3 separate regions of the Mus musculus genome follow, and regions 1 and 2 are each linked to region 3. The links are chromatin loops, found by intact Hi-C in ENCODE. Cell type or tissue: left cerebral cortex. All regions are shown on one strand. Each heading gives the region's core, and the rest is flanking DNA. Links, peaks and the distances in the headings are about the cores only.

The links. Peaks named below come from ENCODE experiments on the same cell type or tissue, not always from the same donor. Only the 100,000 strongest peaks of a DNase experiment are listed, where the experiment ranks them.
Region 1: a loop joins it to region 3, with 8 times the contacts of the local background. A loop is called at or near these places in 4 of 42 quality-filtered maps.
Region 2: a loop joins it to region 3, with 2.1 times the contacts of the local background. A loop is called at or near these places in 3 of 42 quality-filtered maps.

The regions. Positions count from the first base shown.
Region 1 is chr13:84,364,767-84,369,775 of GRCm38, reverse strand. No RefSeq gene overlaps it. Among named protein-coding and RNA genes, the nearest start is that of Gm41011, 23 kb to the right of the region's middle. In left cerebral cortex, for the core only: no CTCF peak of the experiment used is centred there; a DNase peak (open chromatin) is centred at 2,719.
Region 2 is chr13:84,756,613-84,761,621 of GRCm38, reverse strand. The region is part of intron 2 of Gm34196 (a long non-coding RNA gene); the gene reads left to right. Among named protein-coding and RNA genes, the nearest start is that of Gm34246, 84 kb to the right of the region's middle. In left cerebral cortex, for the core only: a CTCF peak has its summit at 2,892 (motif pointing right); DNase peaks (open chromatin) are centred at 2,330, 2,902 and 3,510; H3K4me3 peaks cover 1,606 bases; H3K27ac peaks cover 2,500 bases.
Region 3 is chr13:84,610,704-84,615,712 of GRCm38, reverse strand. All of the region lies in intron 2 of Gm34196 (a long non-coding RNA gene), which reads left to right. Among named protein-coding and RNA genes, the nearest start is that of Gm34246, 62 kb to the left of the region's middle. In left cerebral cortex, for the core only: a CTCF peak has its summit at 2,375; DNase peaks (open chromatin) are centred at 2,517 and 3,012; H3K27ac peaks cover 1,140 bases.

The sequences.
Region 1 (5,009 bases), core at 1,367-3,866, 250 kb after region 3:
AGGCAAATAATTCCTTTGGATCTCAGAGAAACACTTCTGGAAAATAAAGTAGTTTTTCCATGTATGTTACTAGAATATGCTATATCTTCCGGGATGTTATTAGAATATGCTACATTTTCTAGTGTGCTATTATAATATGCTGTATTTTCCAGTGTGCTATTAGAACAGCTTTCCAGTCATTCATTTTGTCACTCATTAAATACATTTTATTTGAGTATCTGCTCTCATAATATAGCTTAGGAGTATAAATAGTGGCAATCGTTGAGTCATCAATAGTATAGCAACTTACAAGACACATTTCTGGATACTGTTCCATTTAATAGCTCTACATAGCCTGTGAGATGAGTGTGTTCCTCATCACATTACAGCTAGAAAAACAAAAGGCCCACATTATCAAGTTATCTTCCCATGAGACCCTTACCTTGGGAACAAATAGAGAAGTTAACTCCATCACAGTTCCCTGTCTCTACAGCCACATGATATGATTTCTTTCCTGACATCTAGAAGCTTGTTGTTTTCAAATCGCTGTGCATAAATGATTGTAAAACATGAAAAATTATAGTAAAATAATATAATTATATCAAGAATATTTAAGTATTTTTCCACGTGCCTAAATATCTCATAAATTATATTTTCTGGAGAATTACTGCTTCCCACTGCTTCTTCTCCAACCAAATTCCAACCTTAATCTTGAGTTTTATCTCTCAATTTATAGTCATTTTCATGGTGAAACTCAGCTTTTAATGAGCGATCACAAAAGTTACTACCTGTGTTACACAGAACAGTTAAGTTCCACTGAAGCCCAGATCCTCAGCATTCCATGATACACTCAACGGGGAAAACGTTCACTGTTTGGCCTGCCAGCTTTTCAGCAGATGAGATTTGGATTGCACCTCAGAAATGTTGTAGATGCCTTTGAATTACACATTTGTGTCTTATGAGTAATCAGACTTCAAATGTTATATCCACAACTGGTAAGCCTCTACAGTATACTGAAAGTTTTGTGGAAATTTTAAAAATTAAAAAAGAAACTATAGTTGATAGAGGGGCAGAAGGAAACCCTCACAGAGAAGGCAGCTTTAGTGCTGAGCATTGATGCTGGCACTGGCATTCAGGAGGAAATCATAGGGAAGAGAATCCAAGAGGAGGAAATGGCATGTGAAAAGACAGGTATGATAGGGTCTTTTGTGGGTTCATTAAGCAGTCCATGCAGTGTAGGGTGTAAGTCAAACAGAAGGGGTACAGTGCGATTGGTTTCATTCACTACCACTCAAGTTACTTGGAGGATACCACTGTGGAGGAGTGCATTTGGCAGAAAACTATCTGAGAATTTTCTCAGTCTTCTTCTTTTTCACTAAACAAGTACAGACACTAGAAACAACAGCTGTTCACTGTACTTATATCAGGACATAAGTAAGTGACCCAGATCTGGTCCATAAGTTGAAAATGAAAGTCTTGGCAGTTTCCTGGGAAAGTCTTTCTTCCTTGATGAGAAAAGAAGCACAGAGTCGGTTATCTTTCCAGCTATGAAGAAAAGACTTTAGCAATTGCTGAATTGTATCCAAGAGGAAACGTTGGCAGACTCGCAGTTTAGAGCCATGAAAAAAACCACAGAAGTCCTCCATTGTGATTTTGAGATGGAAAGAAAAGTAACTCCCTGTTCCTCAACCTACCCTAAGCTTATTTTTCTTTTGCTTTCATCCAGGAGGAGCTGGTATCAAAGAATAATACAATGATGCTGTTGAAGTAGGAATTTCCAGAATGGTATCAATAAGTCTCAAAGGTCAATGTGCACAGGACAAGTAGAACGTGTCAAATTGATTGAATTCCATGGGTGGACTGGCATCATTGTTCAAAAAAGTTCCTTCAATCTGAAGTTAAGAACCATCAACTTGTAACAAGTAATTTTGCTTTTAACCTTAGCAAATAAAATAAATGTATTTGAGCATATGGGTGAAAACACCTGCGGGGGGAACAGTCTAGCCCAGAATGCTAACCCAGAAGGCAGGCCCAGAATAGAACTACTTTTTTTAAAAACGTGTTAATTTGGTCAATTGAACTTTACCTGTCTATATTATAAAATTTTGTTTTTCAAATGGAAGTGAAGAGTATGAGTGTGGACCAGGTCTTAAACCTGTGAAGATGTGAAGCAAATCTAATGCCTTACATTCTTCAGCAGATGTGGAGACAGCTTTCGTTATGCTTTATCTACAAATGAGTTCTCCAAAATGTCAGCTAAATAAATACAGAAACCATGAGAATAAAGAAGAAGTTGGAGATGGTAAGAGGAGGCAGGAGAACCAGAAGTTCAAGGCAGGCCTCTGCCTGAGCTACATGAGCTAGTTGAAAATCATAGTAGACAAGAGGCTCAAATTTGTTGACTAGCTCCCATGTTTTGACTTGCAAACCGAATGTCAAATTCAACATCACTACAATGCTATGAGGAAAAAGAATCTACAAATTCCACTTGCATAAGAACAAAACCAAGTGCTTTTTCAATTTCAATTTTTAGTATAATAGAATAATGGAAGAATCAATGCATAAATATACTTTTGTGATTGGCATATAAAAATTATTAAACATGCAGAAGGTTATATACAAAGCAACTCAGTGAGTCATGAGCCAAAAATACCTAAATTTTACTGGATCTTTACTGTGTATGGAGAAGGAAAGAACTAAAAGCCTAGAGAATATGACTACAAACAGACAGCAGATGGATGGACAGATGGACAGAGAGAGACACAAGCCAAGGAATAACCAGCCTTAGCTTGGAGAAGGGTTCTGAGGAAGGGGTGTCTGGGAGCAGCAAAACAACTCAAAGTGAAATCATTTGTTCAATTACGGGTTCTGTTCAAGACAGCTTTCAAATCTCTCTCTCTCTCTCTCTCTCTCTCTCACACACACACACCTACTTGAGACAATCTTTTCTTTTTTCAATTTTTTATTAGATATTTTCTTCATTTACATTTCAAATGCTATCCCGAAAGTCCCCTATACCCTCCTCCCCCCACCCCGCTCTGCTCCCCTACCTACCCACTCCTACTTCTTGGCCCTGGTATTCCCCTGTACTGGGGCATATAGAGTTTGCAAGACCAAGGGGCCTCTCTTCCCAATGACGGCCGACTAGGCCATCTTCTGCTACATATGCAACTAGAGACACTAGCTCTGGGGGTACTGGTTAGTTCATATTGTTGTTCCATCTATAGGGTTGCAGACCCTTCAGCTCCTTGGGTACTTTCTCTAGCTTCTTCATTGGGGGTCCTGTGTTCCATCCAATAGATGACTGTGAGCATCCACTTCTGTACTTGCCCGGCACTGGCAAAGCCTCACACGAGACAGCTATTTCAGGGTCCTTTCAGCAAAATCTTGCTGGCATGTGCAATAGGAGACAACCTTTTCTTACTATTGTAAAACAAATCTCTCTGGATAGCTCATCTCTTGCATACCAAAAGCTCAGTCTTTTAATTAGATACCAACTCAGTCATTATCCCAGGTTCCCTTTTGATTATCCCAAGAGTCAGCATTCCTTGACCCCAAACCCTTGATTCTTAGAAAGAAACAACAACCACATTTTTCTTAATTTTGCAAAAGAATTCAGACATCTGCCCTCCTTTGTTAAGCACAGAAAATAAACTAGGTGAAAGGGACCCCACCCAAAAATTATCAATTCTACTGTGCCTGTGCCTGGACTAAAACTCTTTCTGTCAGAGGCTGACCTTGAGCTCAGGAATCTTCCTGCCTTTGTAAGCATAAACAAAATACTTAGCTGGATGGGATCTTGCCCTGTGATCACCAACCCCCAAATCTCCTCTCCTTTAGTATCTTTCTGACAAGCTGGCTCATAGTGCAACTGCCTCTGTCCCTTTAGATCTGTCAAGCTCCTTATATAATTCATATTGCATCCTTATTTTTTGCATAGTTGAGAAATTATATATTTTTGAACTCATAGTTTCAGAGTTCTTTCCCACAGCCTTGAGGGCTATCCTGGAGGTCTCAGCACTTACCATTTTGCTAAGACAAACATACACTTGACACCTGGACTCCTGTTGTTTGTAAATATCATAGAGTAATTAACCTTGGCAAAGAGAACATTCCCTGATAACCTTGGTAGGGAAAATATTTCCTGAAGAAAGAACACAAAGCAAAAAAAAAAAAAAAAAAAAAAGTATACTAAGAAGTTGTCACACAATCCCTGTCATGGCCAAGCCAGATTCAGCAGAGACAGTGAAATAGGGCACATAAAATTTTAAAATCTAACAATATTTGGTGGTATGTATGGTAAGCTGTTAAAATAAGACCTTTACATTTTTTAATTAATTACCTTCTGGTATAACACTGTGGCTTTTAGATTTTCATCCACAATGAATCAATAAGGGTGAGATGGTTAAGAATAAATTTCTCCCAGCAAGTATATTCAAATCTATATTGTTGTCTCATGCAGGAGTATCATAAGAATTTGAAACAGGCAAGAAAGTAATCATTTTTCTTCTACCAGAACTCCTGGGAAACACAGTCCCAGCAATGACAACACTGTTCACTGAAAAAATTCCAGATTACAGTAAAAAAAGCACATTTCACTAGACACACTTTTTAATATTTAAAAAAGATAGACATGTACTTCACTCTGGGAAATTAAAGACTTCTAATTTGTACCAACATCAATGAGATGCTATACTAAGTCTTTCCTTGTGTAAAAAAACAAAATTTTCTGTCATTGTGGTGACTTGAATGAAAATGGCCCTCATTGGCCACATAGAGGAGTACTATTAGAAACTGTGGCCTTGTTAGAGGAAGTGTGTCTCTGAGGGTGGGCTTTAAGGCTTCAAATGTTCAACCCAGATCAAGTGTCTCTTCACCCTGCCTGCTGATCCATATATAGAACTCTCAGCATCTTCTCCAGCACCATTTCTGTCTGAGTGTCACCATGCTTCCCACCATGATGATAATAGATTAAACCTTTAAATTTTAAGCAAGCCACAAATAAATGTTTTCCTTTATATAAGTTGCCA
Region 2 (5,009 bases), core at 1,367-3,866, 150 kb before region 3:
AAGGTTAAATTATCAAGATTTCGATCTTTTCTTTATCAAACACAGTTCAGTCATTGTTTAAAGTATCCATTTCTCCAATCTGATAGAAGATTCTTTGTTGACATCTCTTCATACAAAACGAATACTGAGGGAAGAAAGAAAATTTTGTACTTAAGCTTAGTATTTCTGAAATATATATATACTCCAGGTGGTGGCAACTGGTTGATTTTCATTTGCTTTTTTAATACTTGTGAATTTCCTGCTCTTCAGTAATTCTGAGTATCAAATATATCTTTTAAAATGAGCCAAGTTGAGAAACTTACCGCTTTAAAAATTATCAGCTATACATATTTTCCATCACTGTTTTCCTATCGGAAAGCTGCAAACATCTGCACTGATTACAATTAAAAACAGTGTAAAAGATTATCACTCCAATTATAGCCTCCTGTTCTAATCAAAATTCAGTCCTGTTCCCAGACAGCGACGGGCGTGACGCCCATATGCTTTTTTCTTTGCACTAGAACCTCCCTGAGTTCTGCTTTTTCTTTAATCAATGAATATGTAAAGCTCTCTTGAATTTATCTTTATCAGAAAGTAGCATCTTACGTCGATATGATTTCAAAGCTTCTGGAACTCTATTTTTCCTTTTCATTTATATGAACCCACTTGTAGAAATAAAAAAAAAAAACACACACTCTATTATTTTAGTCAACAGAGAAGTTTCTGACCTGCCAAGGTTTTTTTAAAGTGATTATTTTAAGAATCTTCATTATCCCACTTCATATTATTATTGTAATATTATCCTCTTCAAAAGATAGAAACCTGCTAGATTTGAAGTATGTTTACATTAAGTCAGTAGTTATTATATAGAAAGAGACTTTTTAGCGAACAAAGTAATGCATCCCATTGTGACACTTGGATACATGCACACCACACCACTCACATGCATCCCTCCCGCATCCCTCCTCACGCTCTTTCACTGATGTTATGAGTTAGTTCTGCTTACATAGAGAATAAAGGAGAATTGTGTCTGTACCAGTTATTAGAAAAATGTCAAAAATGAACATAGTTTTTAAATGGCCAGGTTCCATGAGAAAGTTATATTTAAAAGTAATCTAAAACATCAATCATTAGAAATAATATAATAGATAGATATAATCAGCAAGCATTTCTTGAATTTATAGATATGCATAGATATAGAATATATAGATATAATCAGCAAATATTTTGTGATTAAGATTATGTTGCCATTCAAGATGGAGATAAAAGAGGAAAATAGCATTTTAAGTGACATAATTTTTGCTCTATAGTCTTTTAGAAGGTGAAAATCTAGATTTGGCATCTTTATGCATATTTGTACTATATACTATATTTGCTACATAGTTTGAAAATTAAATCTTAGTTTTGAGGTGAACATCTACTTTAAAATATATGCACCTTTGTTTAAGTTACAAAATGAAAATATGCACATTGATAGAGACTACAACTATGGCAAATGCATCAGAAAATGTTACATTTATGCTTTTAATTTCTGTCTATGATGGAATCATTGACATTGAATATTCCAGTGTATGTACGCCCACGTTTGCAAGACAAAAGTGAGGAAAAATAAGCAACAAAATTATTTTCTGCTGCAATATTACTTGAAATATTTGCAAGTACTTTGTTAGTTTATTAAATTCTTTTAAATAAATATCTGTTTTAATTTAAAGCCTGGACCAGCATTTGAGCACCACTCCACTTTGTATTTCTTACTGATCTCTAACCACTATAAAATCTGTATTGTTCTTATGTCATGAAGCCTTCGAAATATACTGTTTTATGAAAAAGAAAGAGAGAGATAGAGAGAGAGAGAGAGAGAAAGAAAGAAAGAAAGAAAGAAAGAAAGAAAGAAAGAAAGAAAGAAAGAAAGAAAGAGAGAAAGAAAGAAAAGGCTGAGGCTTTCCCGGATAAAAACACTAGTTGCTGACTGAAATCAAAGATTTATTTTACACAATTAGAAATCAGCTTTTTGTGTCCTTAAAAGGCAAATCCTTAGAAACAATAAAACTAATATAAAAATGTATGAATCAATGAGAAATAAAAGAATTCCTAAGCTTTAGAAATAAATCTCAACTAGAAAAGGAAACCAATTGTGCTACAGTATTTGAAAATGATTTATTAGGCAAAGTATAAAGAGCACACCTGGACATAGATGCATATAATGACATTTTAAAACTATTTTGCAAAATGGGAAAAATACTTTAGCTTTCAAAAAATTCAAAGTTCAATACTCTGAGGACTGCTTATAGGGCGGCCGACATCAGAAGAGAAGTCGAGAACATTTTAGGTACTGTGCCTTTCCAAGAAGGAGGAATGTAGTTATTACCGAGGAATTCAGTTATGTACCGTCTTGCTTCTTGACATTTTATATGAGTGGTGGGGAGATGGTTTATTTAAAAGAAAAGTCTCAAAATACCCAAACCAAGGTATGAAAGCAAGTGACGTTTTAATTCTTTCAGAAACTAATGATTAAAACATGCATCTGTGTTTCTTTTCTAAGTGTAATCTAACGGAAAGTAGACTGAAAACAAAAGGAAACTTGAAAAAGAATTGAGGAAAGAAAAAAGGAGGAAAAGAGAGGACCAGAAGAAACAAATTCCACTCAAATTAAAACGGTATCAAAAATTTAGCCAGGTTATTGAAGCTGATGAGATTTTTTTTGTGTCCTAAATTATTTATATGTTTTTTCAACCTCGTGTTTCTTTACTTTTCTTTCTTTTTTGGGTGGTGATGGTGGTGATGGTGGTGATGGTGGTGATGGTTGTGATGGTGGTGATGGTGGTGGTGGAGGTGGTGAGGATGGCTACTCCTCTTTACCAGTTGCTTGAGATCCCCGGGTCTCGGGGAGACTTCTCAGATGACCACTAGATGGCATGAAAGCACTGTATTGGACCTGCTCAGCCGTCCTGCACTGCGCGACATTGGGGGTTTATTCTTTTCAAGCTGGGAGCTCAGTGTTAATCATGTAAGATGCCTTTTCTTTGAGAAAGATCTTTTTGTGTCGCATGACACTTTCCAGGACACAAAGGGAGTATTCTGTCCTCCTTCCACACACACTTAGAAAATGTCGGATTAAATTTGGAATAATAAAAATCATGTCAGTGTTTGCTGGGGTTTCCTGAGAACTTTACTCTCTTCCCTTTGGGGGATAGTGTGCTATTTGTTATGCGGTCTACCTTAATAGGTGGACAGAGCAGTCCCTTCACCACTGTGCCTGCAACAACTGCAGACAAAGTTTGCACATTTGCAGTCATATTTCTTTTTCTTGATTTTTTTTTTTTTTCATCAAAATTTCTCTTGGTTTTTCTTCACTTATGCTGTTAGGGTCTGTCATTAAGGACTAATATGAAATGCTGGATTTCAAACAGCCGTGGCAAAGGAGACAATCCCCTTTAACACTTTCTACCAGCCAGGCAACGCATGTCTTTGTTCTTGCTTCGCAAATACGTTTAAAGTTTTTGCCTGGTCACTGGGCCGCTTTCGTCTTTCCCTCCACACTTGCAGTTGTAGTTTTATATGTGGAACATTTCCTGTTTCCCAAGATACATATCAAATATCTCTCCCTGTTCGTCCACAACAGGAACAATTACCATATCCCTTCAGATGTTATCACTATCTGCCTTCACAAAATGTCCATTGTAGACGATGTTTTGATCTTTGGATAAGTGCCTTAATTTAAAATAATGGCAAAAGGGTAAATTAGGCCTCCATGCTCAACAGCGCATGAATGACAAATCTGTTGTGGTTGGGGTATATTTTTGATATTCCTTTAAACGTCTCATAGCAGATTTACATGGGATCAAAAATGATACTGCGCATTGACAAACTGAAGTGCATAATTTATTTCATGTACTACTGATACTACTATATAACCTACACATTTAATTTTACTTCTAATGGCTTTACAATTTTGATAGATATGAAATCATGTCAGTTTAAAATCTCACAGATCTGAAGTTTGGGGGGGCTGTTTTCAGTATCCACCTTTGTAAAGCTTTTTATCCCGTGTATAGTATCTGAGAATAAGATAATTTGTTGGACATATTTTCTTAGCTTTGATTTTTATAAATTTATCAAAACTACAGATTCTAAGAAGACATCTATATAAAATATTTAGTAAAACAAAGATCCAATGATATAATCATAGCTCTTTAAAATGTAAATATGAGGGGAATCAAGGGGTCCCATGGTGGTAAAACTTTCTGCACAGGCAATGTTGTGTGCAGTATGCTCTCTGGGTGTCTCTAGTTTGAGAAAATTCCACTTCATTTGTGGTGTTAACGTACGGCACGGTTAATAAGTTATGTCTTCAATTTCTCTTATATTTGATTATATCACTTTTAGTTTGGATATAAACCCCAAGTTCTTAGGATTGTTTTAACATAGTGAGTTGCGACTGATCAATAGAAAATCAGAGACAAAAATCAGAAAACAGGACCCCTATACATCCAGAACTGAGATTCCCCTCTTAGGCTGTCAGTGTGATAGGCATACAAGACTGATACCATAGCACATTTTGCTTCTCACTATTGACCATCGAAGATGGTGATCAGCATGCGGTTGCTCTGCTTGGAAACAGACTGGGTGAGCTTTTACCTTGAGGAACTGCTCATTTGGTTCTATTTGAGCTCTTGCAGAAAAATACCTGCTTCTTACAGGTTTTGGGAGGGACATTGCTCCACAAGGGATCAAAATGATTTTAATGGAAACCTTTTTGAAAACATTTCAAAAAATGTTTAACTCTGACTGAGAATGAAGTGGATTCTCTGCCTAGCAAACTCTCTGGGCTCTTGGTTTGATCTCTGCCCTGTAAAGTAACCCTGCCCCCCAAAAGTTCTTTTCAACTTGTATGTAAATGAATTATTCTAACTATTCCACAAAGCAGAGACACTTCCGAGTGTTTGTGGTAGATGAGAGGTAGTTTCAATGACACAGAGTAATACTCTGGCTTATTCTTTTGGCATTCAAAAATGGATATAATTTGCGAT
Region 3 (5,009 bases), core at 900-3,399:
GCAGCACCAGTTCTGGGCTTGGGGTCTCTTCACCTCTGCAATCAAGCTCTCCCAATAAACGTGTGTGGAAGGATCCTGTTGTAGCGTCATTCTTGCTGGCTAGTCAGGCGCGCGCAAGAAAAAATGATTTTCCCCCTTAGGTGTTACTGGTAAAAACTTTAAACATTCTTCCAAAGCTTGGAAGACACTGGAGCCGTACTGGTCCAAATGACTACCATGTATGAAAGTATGAAAGCCCCCAGAAACACTACAATCAATGTTCATGGATGAATTGAGAATAGGGAATGGTATATTTGTTTAAATATGTCTCAAAAAGTTATTTAAACACTAATAAAAAACTGATGACATAAAAAGTTTTGTGGAGAAACACTCACAGTAGCAGGAAAACCTTGAAAACTTTATGATTTTCTTCAAGTGTTTTTTTTTTTTCTGTACACATAGTTTTTTTGATTGAATAATGGTGACATCATATCTTAACCATCTTTCATGCTATAATATCTTGGTCAAACCATTATTCATTGTCCAAGTAACATTCTACCAAGCACATTAAAAACTGAAAATATGCTTAGACTTTTCTTTATAATCATTTATTTGCTTATTATAGTTCAAAAATAAAAATAAAAAATAAAAAATAAAATAAAAATTTAAAAAGTAAAAAGTAAAAATAAATAAATAAATAAATAAATAATGCTAGGAAAAACATCTTAATGTCTAGTCTATGGTCTTACTCAAAATGAAGAATTATTAAAGTAAGACAAGCTTCTAACAGTGAAAGTATTTGCTCAAACATATAAATATATGTGTGTTTACATAAGTGCTTATATACATACACATGTTCTTACACAGGATATAGAGCACATAGTCTTATAGAATAGTGTTGTATATATACACATAAATGTAGAGTTAGGGGAGAAAATGGAATCAACTTGCTCTCCTGCCAGAAATATTTAAACTTTAGTGGAACCATTGCAAACATTTTGTGGGTTTTTATTTTTCTCACCTCATTTATTTGGCTAAAAATGGGGTGTTACCTAACTCTTTTTAAAAATCTTATTTAGTTAAATATTTATTTAAATATATTATGGATGATTTTCCTTTTGCTATTGATTTACCAAGACATAAAATAAATAAAGATTACATACACATAAAAACAATAACCTCAATAGCTTTTCAAAAAGGAACACAAACTTTGAGTCTAATGGCTTTGAATTATTAAAGCACAGAAAATAATGAACTTTTCTGAAGATATTTACAGAATGTTTTTTAGTATAATCTTTAATTCAGTGTCATGATCATTTAAGAAAAGTGGATAATAGTGGGAGGAAAGCAGAGTTTTGTTTTTGTTTAAGAAAAAAGTAAGATAGAAAGCCAAGCTACGTGTGGTTCCCATGTAGCTACAAATGTGTAATCCCTGAATTTAAGAGGTAGACGTTGGAAGATCCTGTGTTTGAAACTAGCATGCACAACAAAAGTGAGATTTGGTTGATTTTGAAACACTAAATAAAGATCAAGATAAGAAACAGCATTTTGTACAAAGAATATACACTGAAGAAAATATTAAAGGAAGATATAAAGTGGTCAGGGACAGTTTGAGAAGAGGAAAGAGATCACTGTGAGGCAAAGGTAGGAGGAAGGTAGGTGATGAACAGAGAGCATGACATACATACATATACATATATATATATATAAATGTATATACATATATAGTCACAAGTAAACCCATTATATTGTACAATGAATATTCTCCAATTATCAAAAACTATACAATAAACATTATTTAATTACTTTTTAACAAACCTTTACTTCATAATAAATGAGAAAAAGATGTACTTGGGTCCCATGTGCCGTGGATCCTTGATGACCACTGCTGTCCAATGCTGACTTGAGCTCAGAAGCCTAGGACCTAAGACCATAAAAACCTAAGACTATAAAAACCTAAGATCATAGAAAATTTTCCATGCATGTGTTTGTACATATAAACAATGGGTTAATTAATTAAGGTGAAAGGTTCTGTTACAGAATTAAGCTCAGGGAATGAAGAGGAGAGTGGTTCCTGATAGTGTAACAAATTTATACTGGGTTTTCTGTTGAAACTCCATCATAAACATCTGATCTACAGTGGTTCCACTTAATAAAGATTTCTACACAGCTAGCCCCTTGGTTGGTGCTGCCTAATTGCACTTGCATGAGGAAAAAGTATGTTTCTATCTGTTGGGAACCACAACAAAGCACACAATTATTTTATTTTTATTTGTATCTTAGGAATATTTTAAAGAGAATGTTTCTCTTTGTTCAAAGGGATTCACCAGAATGCTCTTATTTTCTAATTTTTATGGCATTAATGTGGCATGCCATTCTTGGCAGGGAACTGTAGGTGTTGCTGCAGCCACATTGCTGGGAAAGCTAGGCTAGGCTGCAATTCTGTGGCTTCTTACAGTTCTATTTTAGCCTTGTCCTCTCCCTCCCACTCAAATTCTGTCCCTTCATGTATTTGGCTATGTCACATCCTCCAGACTTTCACACTAAATATACTCTTAGCAAGGAGGAGCAGAATTTGCTGATGAGTCACTGTCTCCAAAGACTCATTGCTTTGGTGGACAGCTCATAGATGGGAATCATTCCAGCCAGACAGAGGAGTAGAGCGAGCAGGAGTTAGTCCATTGTGTTCTGCAAAAACAGCCGAGGCAGGGCAGAAGTAGGAGGTTTCAGAGCACACTGAGGCATATGCACATATTATACTTAATAAATTTTGGTGAAGGAGAGTGTCCTATTAAGATTATACTTCAAGTTCAGAAATTGTATTCATGGCTTGTGTAGGAGGTCAGGCTCTTTGTTTTCTTTCATGTTGGAGTTGTTATCCTTTGACCAGTTCTCTGAGCATAATTTGTTTCCAGTCCCTTTGTTCTATGAGTGAAAAGGTCAAGGCCTTTTGACATGGCATGAGCATTCAGTGCACCAGGGGAAACTTCACCAGCAGTGCTGGACTTAAAACAACTTCCGAGCAAGCAGAGTCAAACACAGGAAGTGTTGTTCCAACCCCCAGAGGGTACCGGCTTTGTTGATGAGCCAACTTACATCGTGTTGAATTGTTGAATTGCTAAGTGCCGCTGCTATCTTGAATGAACAGATATAGCAATGACTCCAGACCCAGATGAGGAATTTGTAGGCATGAGATAGCAACATCACTCTCCTGAAGTGTCCCCTACAGGAATCTAAATACAGAGTGGCTATTTTCTTAAGTAGGAAAAGTTCCATCTCAGGTCCCCATAGTACAATCCATGCTAAATGATTCTCCAAATGAACAAATACTGCCTTGATGAGACAGTAAATTTAGTGAGAGAAATAATCAACCAGAAATGCAGAAAAAATGTGACTTTTTAATAAACGGTCTAACCAAGGAGTGAATTACACATTCAATTTCGTATACACAAGACCTTTTTACTGTTATTAAGTTAGTTCAGAAAATATTGACCTATTCAAAATGGCATTGGAAACATTTTTATTCACATAGTCTATGTAAATTTTAAGTGTACTATGAATTAAATGTTACTTTACTCATCTGAAATAATGTTCGAACTTTGTCTCACATATTAATTGAGGAAAAAAAAAAGATGAACTGTTTTGTATAAGGTCATTCAGGAAATTTAAAACAGTACCACATTTAATTTCCTAAATCGTTGGCTTTCTGAATCTTTTAAATGAGTGAATTTTAATGTATACTAAAGTACTTCTGAGTCTCAAAAATATGAACATTTCATACAGCCATTCTCCATGTGAAAATAGAGATATTCTGGAACACAAACACACAACAACAACCTTTTTTCTTTACTTCCAGACTTCTTCTTGTTTTTGCTTCATCGATGAGGTCTTACTATATTGCCCTCCTAAACAGCCTAAGACTCACAATGTAGACCAAGTAAGCCTCCAGTTGTCAGAGCTCTGCATGCCTTGTCTGCCAGGTGCTAAGATTAAAAGCATATGTCCTTATGCTAAAACACACCAAACATTTCTATATAATCAAAACCAATGCAAAACAGACAAAATATTAATGCAGTCCAGAGAAGAATCCCAAACAAATAAGTATGCAGAGTGTAGCCCCTTGCTTTCAGATAGTTGGGATACATGGATGGTAGTCCCCACCCTGCTTATTTGTTGGCTGCTTGTTATCTTGAATGTGACTGTCCTCATCTGTAAGTGGATATGATAAGATCTGCCCTCGCTCAGGAATGCTATGGACATCAAATAGAACTATGAACACAAAAGAACCTATAAAGAATTCTGTAAACTGTAAAGTGCAGCCTAGATTCTGTTAGAGATTGTAGTCAAGGGACTATTGTTCACATGAAAGAAAGTGGAAGGAAGCCAAAGAATCAGTAGCTGTCATAAATTGAGTCCTTCATTTATATTACTAGCCTTGATGAAAATCATGAATGTTGTCATCTGAACAGTTTATATTGAGAAATTTAGACAAATTTTCATTATAATTTCAAGAGATTCACTGACCACTTGAAGCTTATATATTTAGAGCGCTCACAATTAAAAACACTTGTTTAAAAAAAAGGAAAATATAAGTAATGTGGAAAGTATGTGAGTCCAAGAGTACACTGGGTATATTGGTGAACTGAGCAAGCTGGTGGTTAGGAGTGAGCAAAGAGCTAGTCAGAAATGAGCTAAAAGTAAAATAAAAAACAGGCAGGTTGCTGGTTAACAGTGTCAATGTGTCCTTGTTTAGAAGAGTCAGTAAATACCTGTGTGTGCATGAAGGTTCTTGGAGGACTCTCATTCGTGGAGTGAGAAACTCAGAAAAGTGTGTGATAGAGGGCAAAAGAGTGGGAGTGTGTTGAGAGATAGAAGTGGGGTGAAGACGTTTTCAGAAGTCTGTCTGGGCTGCAGTCTTTGCAGTTAATGGTAACTAATAGCTCTACTTCTTCATTTCCAGCTTCTTCTGTAGGTTTCCCAGGAGGCCACTCTGGAAGGACTTAATGACAATACTCGAGAGAAAATAGGAA